Linked DNA regions of Homo sapiens: region 2 is linked to region 1. Evidence: chromatin loops called from intact Hi-C (ENCODE). Cell type or tissue: chondrocyte. All regions are shown on one strand. Links, peaks and the distances in the headings refer to the core of each region. The heading gives the core; the rest is flanking DNA. Region 1 has its middle 160 kb from the start of CYRIA. Region 2 has its middle 230 kb from the start of GACAT3.

The links. Hi-C counts contacts between places; a loop is a spot of excess contacts. Peaks named below come from ENCODE experiments on the same cell type or tissue, not always from the same donor. Only the 100,000 strongest peaks of a DNase experiment are listed, where the experiment ranks them.
Region 2: it touches region 1 in a loop (2.2-fold over the local background); 8 of 110 quality-filtered maps call a loop at or near these places.

Annotation. Positions count from the first base shown.
Region 1 is chr2:16,504,380-16,512,712 of GRCh38, forward strand. No RefSeq gene overlaps it. Among named protein-coding and RNA genes, the nearest start is that of CYRIA, 160 kb to the right of the region's middle. RefSeq lists a silencer at 3,862-4,156. In chondrocyte, for the core only: CTCF peaks have their summits at 4,058 (motif pointing left) and 4,288; DNase peaks (open chromatin) are centred at 3,501, 3,792 and 4,032.
Region 2 is chr2:16,278,823-16,287,155 of GRCh38, forward strand. No RefSeq gene overlaps it. Among named protein-coding and RNA genes, the nearest start is that of GACAT3, 230 kb to the left of the region's middle. In chondrocyte, for the core only: CTCF peaks have their summits at 3,218 (motif pointing left) and 3,429; no DNase peak of the experiment used is centred there.

The sequences.
Region 1 (8,333 bases), core at 265-8,264:
CATTGTGAATAACATAAAACATTTTTGAGAAAATATTGTTTCACTATTCCAAAATAATTCTCTGGGTCAGCAAAAGATTTGCTCATGTCATTGAGGAACACATGAGATTCAAACATACATCTTCATTATTTCACTTTCGTCTTAACTAAAATGAGAATACCAACTAATATTCATGTCTAAACTACATGCATTATCAATAGCCATCACAGATTGGCAACAAATATAAGAGTTTGGCAAAAATCAATGAAAGCAATTGACTTCTATTAGAATAAATTGGTTATATGGAATTTAGAATGAAGAAAATTAGTTTATTATTTTTAAATTATTGTATACATACTTTACTTTAGTAAATTCATATTCAATTTATCTATCTATCTATATGCAAGTTATAAAAATATATGCATATACATTTTTCCTGGAGAGCTGGTGGCATATATTTAGCATACCACCGGCTCTTGGGGTCATAATTTGCCTAATAGGAAATGTGACTTATAATGCAATAATAGTGAAATCCAAAGCAATAAATTATGTACATGGAGGCATGTACATAATGTCACTGTTGGTGACATTGGGCTCAGACAGCTTTGGGCGCAGGGTAGATGCTATAGTTAAGTGATTTAAAGACTGCGTGTCAAGATTCCATAATGTTATAAGGTTATTTTAAAGTACTCATTCTTTTCACCAATGCTGTTTTTTTTTTAAATCACTTCCTAACACAGCTTTCATTCCTTATCTCCAAACAAAAATTACTGACTACTGCCTTTGGCATTGAGGGCTCCTAGCAAGGCAGAAGCATGGCACAAGTTGGCAGTATTGTGCTTAAGCCATGGGGTAGAGCTCAGAAAGGAACAGGCAGGCTGACAGAAGTGCCCTCTATGTCAAGCTCTGACTTTCTCACTTGAAAGTTTGGGTGTCTGAGGCATGAGGCCCTAGGCTAGGACAAGCGGGTGGACATTTTGAAAGGCTAGGATCCTGGCAGCCCACTTACACCAACCTATTTTACTTCTAAGTGGTGCACATTAATCACTCCAGAAATGCAAAGGTGACAATGAGTCAAAGTTTAAGACTGATGGCGCAAAAGTTGCCACTAAGTATTAAGAGAGTGCTCTATGCCTAACACAGTGCTTGGGGCTTCATATACATTAATTTTCACCTTTAAAAAGTCCTCTGCAGCCATTATTGTTTCCTGACTTTATTTTACAGATAAGTAAACTGAGGGGCAAAGGTGTCAAGTGACTTTTGTTTTGTTTTGTTTTTTTGAGTCAGAGTCTTGCTCTGTCTTCTAGGCTGAAGTGCAGTGACCTCAGCTCACTGCAACCTCCACCTCCTGGGTTCAAGTGATTCTCTTGCCTCAGCCACCTGAGTACCTGGGATTTCTGGTGCCCACCACCATGCCCAGTTAATTTTTTGTATGTTTCGTAGAGATGGGGGTTTTACCATGTTGGCCAGGCTGGTCTCGAACGCCTGATCTCAAGTGATCCGCCCACCTCGGCCTCCCAAAGTGCTGGGATTATAGGCATGAGCCATCGCACTGGACCTTAAGTAACTTTTAATAACCAGCGTTTGTCAGATCCAACTGTTAGCTGTCCTTCTTTTAGTAACCTCTGTGATCCTGTCTTTTTGCTACTGTAGCACTGTGCGAGAGGTAGCACCTGAGAACTGGTACCCGAAGAGCGGAGGAGGCGCGTGTGCAACCATTGCCCGGGATCAGTATGTGCATTTAAAGGTGAAGACCAGAGTCAGCACAGCTAGAGGCTCTCCTCAAGCATCAGAATGACACAAAGAGCCTCCAGAAAGATACATTTTCCAGCAGGCCTCCCTGTCAGTACAGAAACAAAATGCATTAGCAAGAAGCTCACATGGCCTGAATTTGCTGAGATTGACAAGGCGGGTGTGCGGTGTTCTGAGGCTGCCCAAACAATGTTCTGCAGCACTGGCTGGAATTCTAGGTGGCTTCCCAGTTTATATATTCAGTGAATTCTTAAGGGACAAGAATAGCAGTAAAAATAATAATAGCAAATATTTATGTAGTGTCAACATGTGGCAGGCACTGTTCTAAGTACTTTACAAATATTAAACTAGTAATGTTATCCTCAAAATAACCCTCTGACATAGGTCACTGTGACAAAGGCTGCTGCCTGGTTTTTGTAGTCCATCGATGTCTTCTTCCTGGGCTCACAGCCAAGGCTCCATATCCCAGCCTACCCCTGGGTTGAGGGAGGGTGTCATGAGACTTGGTGCTGGCCAATGGAATGGGAGTGGAAAGTACAGGTGCCTCCCTGAAGTCACAGGCCTTAAAGCTCCCACGAGCTCCCCTCCATACTCCTCTCCCTCAGGGCCTCTTTAGAAATCAAGTGTTACAGCTGACAACAACTGCCAGCCTGAGTCCCCTGAATTACGGGAACAGAATCCTCTGCTCATCTGAAACTACCCTGGCCTATTTTATGAATAAGACATAAACTTCTTTTATGTTGAGATAATCATGCTTGAATTTTCTTGTAACTACCACCTCGCCCACTCGAGCCAAATTTTATACTATTACTGTTATCATCCTACAGATGAGCAAACTGAGGCACTGGTAACTTGCCCAAGGTCACACCTAGAACGTGATGCAGCTGGAATGTATGCAGGCTCTCCGGCCCCAGAGTACATGTCCTTCACCATTACACTATTTCCCCCTATGGGATGGAACAAAGTGGTCTTCCAGCCTGTCTGTAAGCACATAGGCTGTGGGAGTGGGCTGGAGGGGACACTGGCCTCCAGATGGCCTCATGCCCTTCATGCGTCTAGCTTGCATGGAGGGGTAACCCAATAGCTAAGGAGAAAAGGCTTCTCCCAGACCCTTCTACCAGGTAGTCACATGGGGTGGAAACAGGATCCATATTTCCTGATTCCCAAGTCTCTCTGCTGCATTACTTAGCAACTAAACATAATGTAGCAATACATATTACTACAAATCTCCCTGAAATCTAGCAATATACCTTTTTTTAATCTCCATTTTTACAGATGGGGGAATTCAGCCTTGGGGAAGTGAATTAACCTGCCCAGTGTCTCTCAGTTAGCAAGTGGGGTAGAGCTAAGGTTCGCATCTAGTTTGGCTCAGAGCTTTCTGTTAACCGGCATCCAATCCTGTTTCACCTGAGAGGAGCAATGTGGAGTGAGAGCTGGGAATACCCACCCTGTAGACTCAGTCTCAGAACAAGGGTGAAAAGGGCTTTAAAATCACTCGCCCTCACTTGGCGGAATAACAATGCTCACAGCAGCCGTGTGGTTCTCAGGGCATTTCCCCAAGCTTTCTTTATCCTCCCTGGAGTTTCTCCTCTCACCAGCCGCTCTATCTGGGCACGGGCCTCTGAAGCTCCTGTCTGTCTGGCCGGTCCACTGGGCCCCCTTCAGAGGAAAGGCTGCTCTCATTCCTCAGGGATGTCCCAGAGCCTGGCGCCGCTGCTGGGCATGAGCAGGAGGGCGGGAACGATTTGCTGAGTGAGGAAGTCAACAAGGCGGGGCGGGCATCATCATGCCCACTTTGCAGGTGGGGAGACTGACGCTCTGGGCGCTGGAGGGACCCCTCAGATCGCCACAGCTGCTTCTTCCCCCAGGCGCTGGGCTTGTCCCTTGCAGCACAGAATCTCTGGGTCAGTAATCATGCAAAGGGTGAAAGCCAGAGGAACCTGGGTTAGCAAGTGACACGAAGGGACTTTCCAGGATCCCCCCACCGCGAGGCCTGGCACGAAGGAGGGCTCACAGTCCGGCTCCCAGAGCCCTGCAAGTCGGGCGCGCTCAGCCCACCTGCTCCCTGCATTGGTGGTGGCGGGCGGCCCGCACTCCCCGCGCCCCAGGCCCGCCCGCTCCCGCCCGGCTCGGCGCTCCCTCGGCTGAGCAGCTAGGCTCTGCATTGCAGGGGTCCCACCGGGCCGCAGGGTAGCCTCGCCCCCGCCGCTCCTTCCTTTGTCCCTGCCCCGCCGCTGCGGCGTCTGCGGCTTCTGCGGCCGCCTGGGAGCGGGCATGGGTGGGCGGGGCCCGTGGCGGCGCTGCCCGGTGCACCAGCACCATCTAGGGGCGCTACGACAGCAGGAAGGGCGCTCCGCTGGCATCCGTGGGTCGCCGCCTGGCCCTGGGCAAATTTTCCCAAACTCCGGCCTCGGTTTCCCGGGTTACCGTGGAGGCGACAAGCGGGTCCACTCCTATCAGGTGTCCTCACTGGTACAGTCGTAATCCCTTAATGAAGGGGATTGATCGTCTCCACAGCCGCTAATAGGCAAGGAGGGAAACTGAGGCTCTGAGGGGTTAAGTAACTTGTCCCAGGGGATATAGTTCTGGGGACAGAACCAAGAATCAAAACCAGGTGCATTTGAGCTCCTAATCTGTGCGTGGAACCCCTTGGCTGTGCGGCGTGGAAGAGGGCAGTTTCTCCTGATATGCCACATGCAGTGGGACAGCTTGTCCTGCTCCTTGTCCTCTGCTAGCTACTTTCTGTATGATCAAGTCATGTGACCGCTTTGAAACTCAGCTGTGTCACTCACTTTACCTTAGGGATCATCCCAAGGCCTTCCTTCTTCCCGGCTCTCAGGGAGGCAGGTCTCAACCATGAAAAGGTTTCAGAGGATGGGAGCCACAGTGAGAATCAAGAGGGAAGGGCCTCTGAAGACAGAGCTAGCTCCATAAACCTGTCCAATTATCACCCTTACAAGCGCAGAGCTCCAGAACCCCCAGGCAGAGGCAAATTTCCCTTAGACCCCGGCTTTGAGGCTTGCAGCCCATGTTATTATCTCCATTTTACAGCTGAGAAAATTGAGGCACAAAGAGACTTGGGCACTTTCTCAGAGTTGCAGTCCTGGGTGAAATGTGCTCAGGGCTCCCTCTCCTGGGCTGGGGGGCTCCCTCAGGAGATCCCGGATGGTCTGAAGCACAAGGTTTACTGAGCCCCAGTGGAGGGTGCAGCCCTGAAGAAGAAAGTGGGAGGGTTTGGTCTGGAAAAGAGAAGACCTTGAGAAACTCAAAGGCTATCTCTAAATCACAGGGGCCTAACACATGAATGAGTAGGCAGAAGTACAGGGCAAAGAAGGGATATATGGGGAGAGGGTAGAGTGGTTGGGTTTTAGCAAAAGGAGCAACAGAAACAGACTGTTGAAGAAGCCCTGCTGCCACATGGCATGACAGATAACCTGCTCCCCAAAGCTACCCTGCGTCCATCGTCTTCTGAAGGCTGCCCGGCTGCTCCTGGCATCCCTGGCCTCCTTGTGTGCCTTCCTCTCAAAGATATCCTGATAGTCAACCTGTGGCTGCCAAGACCTGTGGGAATATTTTTGCATCCCTGCCTTGCAAAGCCAGATGATTTTGATGAGCCGTGTAACTCAGGCTTCCTTGGGAAATGCTGGGCCAGTCATGGGTACACCTTTCTGTGACTCTCATCAGCTCTGAATAATCCCCATCACTTCAGGTAAATAAAGGAAGTTCATCTCTTACAACCCAACAGTAATTAATAGAGTCCGCATCCATTTGCTCATCCTAGAACAACTTCCTAGGGATTAGACGTGTTCCTCAGGCACTATAAGCCTCTTGAGATCTCAGATAGTTCTGTCCACTGTCTGTGTTGCAAACCCTACTCCTACCCCAACATACTCCTATCTCAACAAAGAGAGAGTTTCCTAGAAATGCTTTTGAAGTGACAGCAGTGTTTCCATGGGGCATCAAGCCTTCCTTCCATCTATGTCACTTCAGGAGCTTAAGGCCACAAACATTGGCTGATGACATACTATGTGCCAGGTATTCTGCCAGACCCAGATGATACACTGACAAATTGTCTCAACACACCTGTATAGGCAGATTGAATGAATCCTATTATGCATCAGACTGGTAGGGACTATTTCACCTGCTTGGGAATATATGAAAAGGTGTCTAATTTTTCCAGTTAATCATCCAAAGTCCATTCGCCCACTTAGCGGGAAGTTTTTTCTTTCTCAAAATCAACCCCTGTCCCACCTCCAGTTGTCCAACAACCTCTCAAAAACCTTTAGGTCTTGCTCAGGACAAAGGGATTATTAGTTCTGCTTCCAAATGCCAGATGAAAGAGAGAGCTGGAGTCTGGTCAGCACTATAGTGGACTTCTATGGAAAACTGGCTCTGGAGAGACTGACGAGTCCACTGTGTGGTGCTCTTATTGGCCTGGCCCTGCAAGATCACAGTGCTCCCAAGCTTACAGCTTTTGCAGTTTCTACTGATACATTCAGTCATTGAGCTAAACGCTGTCTCCTGGGCCACCAAGGCTGAGTCTGCTGGGGCGCCATCCATCCATCCTCAGCCACAAGTGCTACAAGATCCCACCTTTCCCTCACAATGCACCTGGCCTTCTGCCTGGACCACCAAGATCCTCTGCCCTCCTGATAGTAAGGGCTGTCTCATATCCTCAAAGAGGATCCAGTAACAGTAAACCTTAGAATAGGAGTGAGGAGCCTTTCCTTTAAGAAGGCTGTCTTATCAGAATCCTTTGTGGAAAAGGCTCCTCACTCCTCTTCTGAGGTTTACTATTACTGGAGTTAGGAACTTTTCTTTCCAGAAGGTTGCTTGGCCCTTGTGAAAATGTGTCCACTATTTGTTCTTTTTTTAATTAATCAACTCTTCTCACCAAAGTGTCAGGAAGGGCCAGCTTTGATAGGCCAGAAAAAAAATCCCAAACTTCCTTCTTAGAGAGCAATCGATGACAACTTTCCTATCATTTTACCTAACCAAGGGAAGCCAGTTGGTCAACCTAGCAGAGAAGATCCCTGGGCCATCTAGATAGAGAAAACCTGCCATTCCTCTCACTAAAACAAATAAACAAAGAATGAACCTTGCTTTCCCAGATACTCTGTCACCATAGAGAGGGAAACTGCCAGAGGCCAGGCTAAGAGCCTTGCACAAGGTCACACAACCACCATAGGGTGAAAGAACCGGGATTCCAATCCAGCTCTGCCTCGCTCTAAGATCTGTTTGTCCCATTATTCTTCTTTCTGGTGGGGGTATTTCTCTGTTTCAAGTTTGAGCCGTACTTGCAACCTGTGGGAGATCTGGCATTTTTACTTCCAGTACTGCTTAAAGGACAGCTCCTTTCCCTGCCATATCCCCATCGCCCCTCTCCTCTTCCCCCAACCCCAAATGCCCAAACTCTGGTAAAAGTGTGTTAGAGCCAATGGGTCTGTTTTTGCTCCCTGATCCCCAAGCTAAGTCTGTGGTCTCCGGTGGGCATTACATCACACTATCTGGTTAGGTATACCCATATGGTGCCCTTTGTCAGACCTGGGCCAGTGCCATAGGTTCTCCAGTGAAGGCGATGAGACCCTGGTTTTCTCTGGACTGACAGATTCAATGGGAAAACTTGTCTCATCTCTTCTTCAGAGGACAACCACATCCCTGTGTGATGAATGGGCAAAGTGTGCTGGGCCTTGCCAAAAAGCCAGGACCCAGTAGAGGCCGAGGGCCATCAATTTTCAGAGCTAGATGAACTCCAAAAGGCATTTAGATCATCCTTTCCATTATACAGTTAAAGAGACAGGGCCAGGAAGGGAGGATGATTTTCCATGGCCAGCCAGAAATGTTGATGGAACTAGGACTAGAAAAAAGAGATTATATACATGACAGAGCCTCTTTGATTAAGTATTGCCTTCTCCAGATATTGTCTTTTAAACACGTTATCACCAAGAAGTAGGTAGACCACAAATTGACATCACAAATTTGTAAATAAGGAGACTGGGGCCCAGGTAGTTGAAATATCTTAGTCAGGGTCACTTGGTTGGGAGTGGAGCCAGCATTAGGATCCAGATCTCTTAACAGGGAGTTGTGTATTCCCAGTGATTTTTCTGGCCAGGAGTGAAGTGCTAAAATTTTCAACCTTGCAGGTGAGGCTGCTTTCCAATTCTTTCTTTCTGGGAAAAAAACCATGACATCTGGGTACTACTTCAAAGGAGCTTAGACCTCTGGGCACTGGCTCAGCAAGAACCCAACTTGCCCCACACCTCATACCCACTTGCCTTTTCATGATAAATTATGGCAAGGGAAAAAGGACTCAGGTTTGGTGTTATAAAGACTTCAATTAAAACACTAACTCCATATTTACCACTCACATTGTCTTAGCCATAATTCTTCAAACCACAGTGTTGTTTTCAGTTGACAGTAGGAAAACATGTAAGTCCAAACTTAAGATGGTTCTCAGCAATAAAGGCTGCCACCTTGTCCTGGCTGCAGCTGTTGCCATTGATCCCTGAGGCCCTCCAGACTGTGAGCAACCTGGATGCGATGCCTAAGTGGAGGGGAGAGTACCCACGGGATGCTCGTCTGTCACTCAGAAACACTTTTTT
Region 2 (8,333 bases), core at 110-8,109, 230 kb before region 1:
AGTTACTCGGGAGGCTGAGGCATGAGAATCACTTGAACCCAGGAGGCGGAGGTTGCAATGAGCTGAGATAATGCCACTGCACTCCAGCCTGGAGACAGAGTGAGGTCCATCTCAAAAAAAAAAAAAAAAAAAAAAAAAAAAAAAGAACGTATAGTAAGATGTTGGCTTTTCAAGGGCAAGGGCAGGGATCCTGTGTCAGCCATCTCTATTTCTTCTCCAAAACCTACCATGCTATTGTCATGCAGTGGGGACACTCTAAGGGTTTTTGAAAGCATGAATCAAGAGGAGAATTCAGCTGGGTGCGGTGGCTCACACCCATACCTATAATCCCAGCACTTTGGGAAGCTGAGGCAGACCTTTTTTTTTTTTTTCCCCAAAAAATCAAGATAGAAATAAAAGAGAATTCTTTCTAGAACAAAGAACAAGATTGGTCACGGCAGGTTCAGGAGGACTCTGTGTCTTCGGGAATAGAGGAAGCAGTTGGCACAGAGAGGAGAGTCTGGAGAATGCCAAGGACAAACTACGATGACCTCACAAATGTTCCCCATATGTGGAGCACTGAAAGTCTGAGAAGCATTCTGACAGGGATAAGGGAGAAGGAGCGGGTCACCTTTGCTTAGTGTCTACACTGGCCTGTCTTGTTTCCTCCTCAGTCCTCCAGTGTGGAAGCCACAGCTCTTGTTCCTGAGGTTGAAGGATCTCAATGGCTTCTGCACATAGTAGGCAAACTACAAATGTCAAATGAATGCATACAAGAAACACCGATAATCTTCGTTAAAATTTATTAGGTGCTACAAACTAGCTACTATCAGTATGTTACATGGGTTGTAAAGTAGACCACCATTATCCTCAATTAATCATGGAGGAAGCAGAAGTCCTGGAGGATGAAATTGCTTGCCTATGGCTACGCGAGCTAGCAGGTGGTGAATCAGAGTGGGAGCCCAGCAGTCCAGCATCTGTACCCTTCATGACCCCCATAAACAGCCCACTGTGAGTGACGTGTTGCAGCAGCACAGATGTACATGACAGACTCCTCCTCAGGGATCATTTCTCTGACTGCATAATAGGAGCCAGGCTGGATGTTGAATGAGGGTGCAGCATTATCAGCAAGTTGTAATGACAGGGAGCACTCAGCGAGCATTCCTGGCACAGGTGTGGGTAGAGGCACAGAAACCCATGAATGAATAGTTGAGTATTGGATGTGAAGGGATGGGAGTCAGTTTCCCCCCACCCTTGTAGGTAATATCTGTCTCTTCATCACTGCTGTTCTAAAAGATGGCCCCAAAAGTTCAGTCTCTGTAAAATGTGTTCTAAATTAGTGGCCCCTTAGGGATTCTGGGGCTATTTCCCCTAGACAGAGGTCAAGGGACTGGCTGGACTGGTCCAGCAGCCAGGGGGCCATGGAGTGGCTGCAACCTCAAGCAGGGTATGTTCTTCCACCCTCTCTTACCCTCTCACCTCTCAGCCAGGGAACTGAGGCTCAGGCCTCTCATGGGGAGGCGAGAAGAGAAACCAAGAAGATAAGTGAGGCGGGGCCTGGGCCTTGTCCACTTCCCAGCAGACTCACCTGCTCAGTGGGCTGCCTTGCTATGTGGTCCTGAGGAAGCCCTTCGAGGGCTTGGGCCTATTGTCTATGGAGGGGATGGTGATAATGCTTTCTGGCTCCTGCAGACCCTGAGTGAGAGTCAGTGATTGAAAAGAATGTGGGAAGGCGTTCACAGTGTGGTTTCCTGCTGGATCTGAGCCCACCATGAAAGCTGGGGTCTCCTGACCCAGCACTTAGGCAACCATATCACGCCCTCCTTGCCGATCTGGGCATGTGTATGTTAGTTGTGTGTGCGTGCAGGTGTCTGTAGGCATTCAGTGGTTCTGCCAGGGAATTTGTTCTTTGCAACTGAGCTTTTCACAGGCAGGAAGGCCTGAGAGTGATGTCAGTTTCTCCCCATTGACTCTGTGGGATGAACTCTGCCCCTATACTTACTCCTCCTCCTGCAACCCATCCTTTAACTTCTATGATTGGGGTCCTTGGTGATGAGCCATGTCATAAGGTCAGGTTCTTCCACCTGCAGAGCACTTGGCATTTCCAGACCACATGCATGATACTTAGGAGAAGGCTTCTCCTTGCACAGTCAAAAAGGGTAGGGAAAGTTCTGCCATGGGAACTTACCATATGCCAGGATTGTGCTAGACACTTTGCACAAGGGTCTTTAATTCTCAGAAGTGATTCTGAGAGGGAGATATTTTTATGCCATTTTACTGATGGAGATGTCAAGGCTCAGAGATGTTACAGGAATACCCACAGCTAGCAAGTGGTGAAGCCCATGGTTGTTTTTGTTTTGCTTTGTTTTTTTTTTTTTTTGTTTGTTTGTTTGTTTTTGAGACAGAGTCTTACTCTGTCTCCCAGGCTGGAGTGCAGTGGTGTGATCTCTGCTCACTGCAACCTCCGCCTCCCAGATTCAAGCGATTCTCCTGCCTCAGCCTCCTGAGCAGCTGGGACTACAGGTGCGTGCCACCATGCCCAGCTAATTTTTGTATATTTTTAAAGTAGAGATGGGGTTTCACCATGTTGGCCAGGCTGGTCTCAAACTCCTGACCTCGTGATCCACCCGCCTCAGCCTCCCAAAGTGCTGGGATTACAGGCATGAGCCACCGCGCCCGGCCATAGCCCGCAGTTTTAATTTGGCCATCCTGTGGAGACTCATGAGGCTGAGCAGTGATGCTGCCAAGGCGATGGACACTGGATTGACTCTTTGGTAGTTTCGGCTTTGCTCTGGGAGGCCTCCGTGGATTGTTCCCGGGAAGGGACTGTGGCTCCTTCTGCCTCACTGGAGCATCAATTCCTGAACCTGATGTTTCTCTACTGTGAGCCAATCCTCGTGTTTTATTCTCTAATCTCGGCTTTGCCAAAAAGCAGGCAGCCTTTGGAGAACCTAAAGAGGCGACAGACCGAGTTTTTCCTCTGGTCTGTACAATGGTGGGCAAACCTCTGTGTCTCTCTGGGCCTCAGTTTTCCCACCAGTGATATGAGATTATTCTAGAATGATATTTTAGAGTCTTTTCAGCTCTGACGTCATTTCGTTTCATTGCATAGCATTGCAGTGCTCTGTATTTTATCTTTAGACACCCTCCCTCTCTGAAATGTTATAATCTTTCTCACGGAGGCTTCTCCCCTTCTGGCTAGTCTGTCTTAAAGTATAGCACCACCTTCTGGTGATTGGTTTACTCCTTCCCCCGCCTCCCACTCTAGCTCCTGTCTGATTCTTGGTTCCTCTCTTCCTCCAGAAACTAGGCTGAAAACCGATGACCAGGCACAGACACCTGGCTGTGGGCATCTCTCTGCAGAGCTCACCTGGGAGGGTCAGTGGTGAGTTGCAGCTGGACCCGGCATTCTTCCATCAAGACAGTGCCGATGCCCTTCCTGGGGCTGAGATCACACCAGGAGCCGGGGAGGAGCTGGCTACCTTGGCAGAGCCTGGATGGCCTGGGGTGGCAGCAGCTGAAAGTGCATAATTCATGAGGGATTTGCTCCATCAGGAAGCAAGGGCAGAAGTAGACAAGGTCCTCGGCCTGGTTTTTCTTTCCCTTTTGCTTTTGTTTTGAGGTGAAGAAGCAGGCTTCAGAAAAATGTATGGGCAGCCAAGTTTCAGAGGCTCTTAGAGTTTTTGGATTTTTTTTTGGGGGGGGGCTTTATTTTGTGTGGAAAAGAAAGCAAGAAAAAGAAGGGGTGTGTTTAGGGCTTTTTCCCCCATGAGAGAAATGTGGAGGGCCTCCCTGAGCATGTGTCTTTGTCTCTATGGGTCATGGCTCCTGAGCAGATTTCTCAAAGTTGCTCTCATCTGCCCAACACTCATGACGGTCTGAGGGTTCAGCTGTGGGGATAGAGAGGATGGAGGGCTGCGGGGGATCTTCTACCAGGACCTGTCAGCTCACTACCTAGGAGGACAGAGTTTAGGCTTGTCTCTATCCTGGAGAAACCCAACTGTCCCCAAACAGGCCAGGCCTTGTGTGGCTTTAAATTTCTGGAAGTACACATTGTATTGACTTGGGAATGTTTGCTGTAGGAACTCTGACCTGGCAGATAGGAGACCAGATTCCAAATTATGAATGCACTGCTCTAGGTGTTCTTCAGCAACTGAGTGTCTTTTATCTTCCAAGCATAGTTTCTTCTTTCGCAAGGAGAGGGTAGAAATGAAGAGTTTCAAGATTTCTGAGCTTCATTCTATCCCATTATTCTAGAACACTAGGAGTTAAATGATAGGGGTTTTCATTCACACTCTGCCTCTTCCCTGATAAGCCAAGTAACTTGTCTTGCTCCTAATGAGTTTGTCAGTTTGGGCAGCATCATGCATTGGAGTGGGACAGGGCCAAGATGTGCAGGTGCCCCATGCCATCCCAACCCCATGAGCTCTGCATGCTTGCAGGGTTGTTGGAAGGATGTCCAAGGCTGCAGTGAAACTTTGCTGCTGTGGATGGGGTGGGTGAGCACACATACAGGTGCCTGGGCCTGGAGCAGGCTGGGGAAGTGCAGGGAAGGTAGACAGAACCAATGGGATGGCTGTGATCCCATACAGAGAGCCACTAATTAAGGCCCATATATCAGCTAAAAGGAAGGAATTATCAGCAATCAAAAGAAAAATGTAAACACATTCCAAATTGTACATTTTTTTAACCTTCACCTAGTCGGGTGGTCCGTGTTTGTTCTATGCCACAAGGCAAATGTGTGTACCTGCACAGACACACCTGTGTGCGTATGCTCTGAATTAGAAGGGTTTCATCGAACGAGGCCGGCAGGGTGATACTCAGCCGCCAGGCCTCAGCCTTGTGGGAATTGGCAGGAAACTGTTGGTAAATCACTTGGGATTCTGTGGGTACAGGCACTGTGTTCATTGAAGATATCATTAGCGCCTTTCGTCAGGAGCCAGAAGCCCACAGTGCAGTCTACCGGTGCTTGACTTAGCTTGTCCAGCAGTGAAATTAACATAATAAAACTCAGTTAACAGAGATGCTACAGATTTAATTAGTTCCTTAACAGTTAAAGAAGAGTTATGAGATCCTGAGCCCTCCATCTTCAAAAGCAATTTGGGCAGATTGATGTCACCGTCCGACATCTCCACCGAAATTCTGGGTTGCCAAAGTCAATTTGGGAAATTGCTCATATTATTCTACCTCCTTCCTTACCACCTTGAAAGGAAGCACTTCCAGGTTGCCTCTCAACTGATTCTTCCAGAGCCTGGGACTCACCGGAAATAGGGAGGTTCTACCCTATGGGCTCTGGAGCTTCTCCTTTGGAGTGCCTGGCCCCTCTGCCTCTCCTCCCACATCCCAGAACCTGCCTCATCTGCCCTTTGCATTCTGCAGGTGCTCAGTAGATACAAGTTGTAGCTATCGTTCTTCTAACACCTTTTTTTTTTCTTTAGACAAAGTTTCACTCTTGTTGCCCAGGCTGGAATGCAGTGGCGCAATCTTGGCAACCTCCACCCCCCGGGTTCAAGCAATTCTCCTGCCTCAGCCTCCTGAGTAGCTGGAATTACAGGCATGTGCCACCATGCCTGGCTAATTTTTGTATTTTTAGTAGACGTGGGGGTTTCACCATGTTGGTCAGGCTGGTCTTGAACTCCTGACTTGAGGTGTTCCACCTGCCTCAGCCTCCCAAAATGCTGGGATTACAGGCGTGAGCCACCATGCCCAGTGTTGTTCTTCCAACTTCCTGTGCATTCGGTGCCTCTTCTGAATCTGTATTAGATGCCATAAAATGTAATATGGCTATTAAGCTGTTTGTTCTGGGCTGGTGGATTTAGCAGTGTTTGGGCATGGTAGGTGACTGAGTGAGAGCTACAACAGCTTGAGAAGTTCGGGACACTCACTCAGGAGACCCGTAATAGCTCGACCTCTTATTTTCTGTTTTGTTTTGTTTGTTTGTTTTGTTTTCTCTCTTCAGGAATCATGTTTACAAAGCATTCCCTTGGCAAGAGGCTGTCTATAGGATCCAGATGGTCTGACCCCAAGTCAGATGTCCTTTATAACCTTGCTTTTATGGTCCTCTGACCAGCAGCATTAACATCACCCTCACCTGGGAGCTCATTAGGAATGCAGAATCTCGGGCCTCATCCCTGATCCACTGAATTGGAATCTGCATCTTAACAAGATCCTCAGGCAATCTGTAAGCATATGCATGGTTGAGAAGCACTGCTGTACAACACTTTGTAACAATCTCTCTTGTCCAAGAGCGGGGACGAAGCTAGCTGTGAAAGCTAACACAGGTCTCAGGTGTTCTTCTTCCTGCAAGTGAGGGTTGGACAGCCCAAGCCATGCTTCGCCTGGGCCCTGAGGAGGCCTCACCCCCCACTCCCCATGGCAGCAACATTCTCCTTGAGCCTTCCTTGGTGGTCCGATGTCAGCATCTTGCCAATCCAGGCGAAGGCATCATGCCACACTGACAGATGGCCCAAAGTAGGACAGACAGAAGAAATGTATGTTTATCAAATTTGGGTTGAAAAGACCACGTTCCCCCAGCATAGGCTGTCAAACAGCTGTCATTCAGGAGCATATGGCCCAGCGGTGAGAGGGCACAGACACAGCTAATCCCACTCTTAGAGAGATTAGCTCTGACGAGTGAAGAAAGTTGCGGCTGTCGCCAGGGTGCTGCCTGGGAGGAGAGGGTGGAGGGTCTGCATTGTGGTTCATTTCCCGAATCACCTTCCCTGTGATCGAGGCTCCTGTCTGCCAAAAAGAAGCCAGAATGAAATGATGCTGTAGAAATAACTATGACAGTAATAATAATAAATCTACCATTTATCAACCACCTGCTTTGTGTCAGGTAACAGTAGGTTATTTATTTCTACCACTTTATTCCGTGCAGGGGCCCTTTTGGAAACATATTATTATCTCCACTTTACAGATGAGAAACACAGGTCTCTGAGATGCAATTGTGGGTCCCCAGGTGGTGCAAGCGATGGTGGTTCCTGCAGTCCCTGGGCAGGTCAGGAAACACTCCTGCATTCAGATAGCCAATTCTGGCCCCTATGTAATGAAGATGCTGACAACTAAAGTATAAGGAGGGAGCAATGTTTGCAACACAGAAGCAGATGAGACGATGTCTACACGCGGTGGTTTAAATGGGAACATGGCTTTTTACACTGCTGAGAGTCCAGGACCACATCAATGGGACAGCAGGCCTTGCACAATGTGACTCTCTGTCCAGCTCAGCTGGAGTCCAGCACACCTGCAGCCAAGGCATGAGACATATAATTTCCCATGCCGTCATCTCCACCCAAAACTTCACCCCTCAGGGTGCCCTGTGTGGTGAGTGGACTAAATAGGCTGAGACTTTAAGAGCAGAAGCACACACTTATTGAACACCTGCTGAAAGTCAGGCTTTCTTCTAGACACATGTCATGCAGCCTGGCTGGTGTTGAGGCTGTGGTTCCCCTGCAGGTAGAGGACATTGAAGCGGTGGAGGCTGAGAAGAAACACGCAGGTGGGTGTTGACCAAGCCATGAAGAAGTAGCCATTGCTGCAAGCCCAGGGTGGCTCCAGATGGCTGGCGTTCAGAAGTGGTTCTGTTTCCTCTGCTGAGGCTGTTATTTTTAATTGCCATGTGCATTTCTCACTCTGCCCAGGAAAGGAAGCTGAAGGGTTGAAAACACAGTCTCATGTAGCAACTTGTGTAGAGATTCTGGTCTGATCAGAATGGAGGAGAGAGTGCTGAATATGATATTAGAAGTGAAAACATGTTTGTTTTATGTGCTTGGATAAAAGGATCATGCAGCTCAGTCCTCAGCCAAATTTCAAAGAGTTTCCCTAAATGACCTTGAAGAGCCCCTGATCTCAGTAAAAGCAAGAATTTCAGTTCAACAAATGTTTATAGAGCATATCCATGAGCCAGGGATGCCCAGACGTGACTTAGACTGGGCCTTGCCCTCCAATAACTCATAATCAGGAGAGGATTAACAGGTAAGAGAACACCTTTCCCAAAGTCTTGGTTTTATCATTTATGGTTTAAATTGTTATAAGAAAACCCAAAGCTTCGTGATACTTTCTTGTAACTTACTATGAAACGTGATAGGCAGAGTAACGCCTTCCCACCTTCAAAGATGCCCACGTAGTACAGAAAATAAGATGTGATGATATGGCAGAGGCTGGAGTGATGCAGGGCCATGAGCCCAGCAAGGCGGACAATTTCTAGAAGCTGAAAAAGGCAAGAAAATGGAGAACTGAGACCCTCCAGAAGGAGCAAAGCATCACAGAACCTTGATTTTAGCCAGCAGGATTTTGGATTTCCGACTCCAACACTATAAGCTAGTAAAACTGGTATCATTTTAAGTCACCAAGTT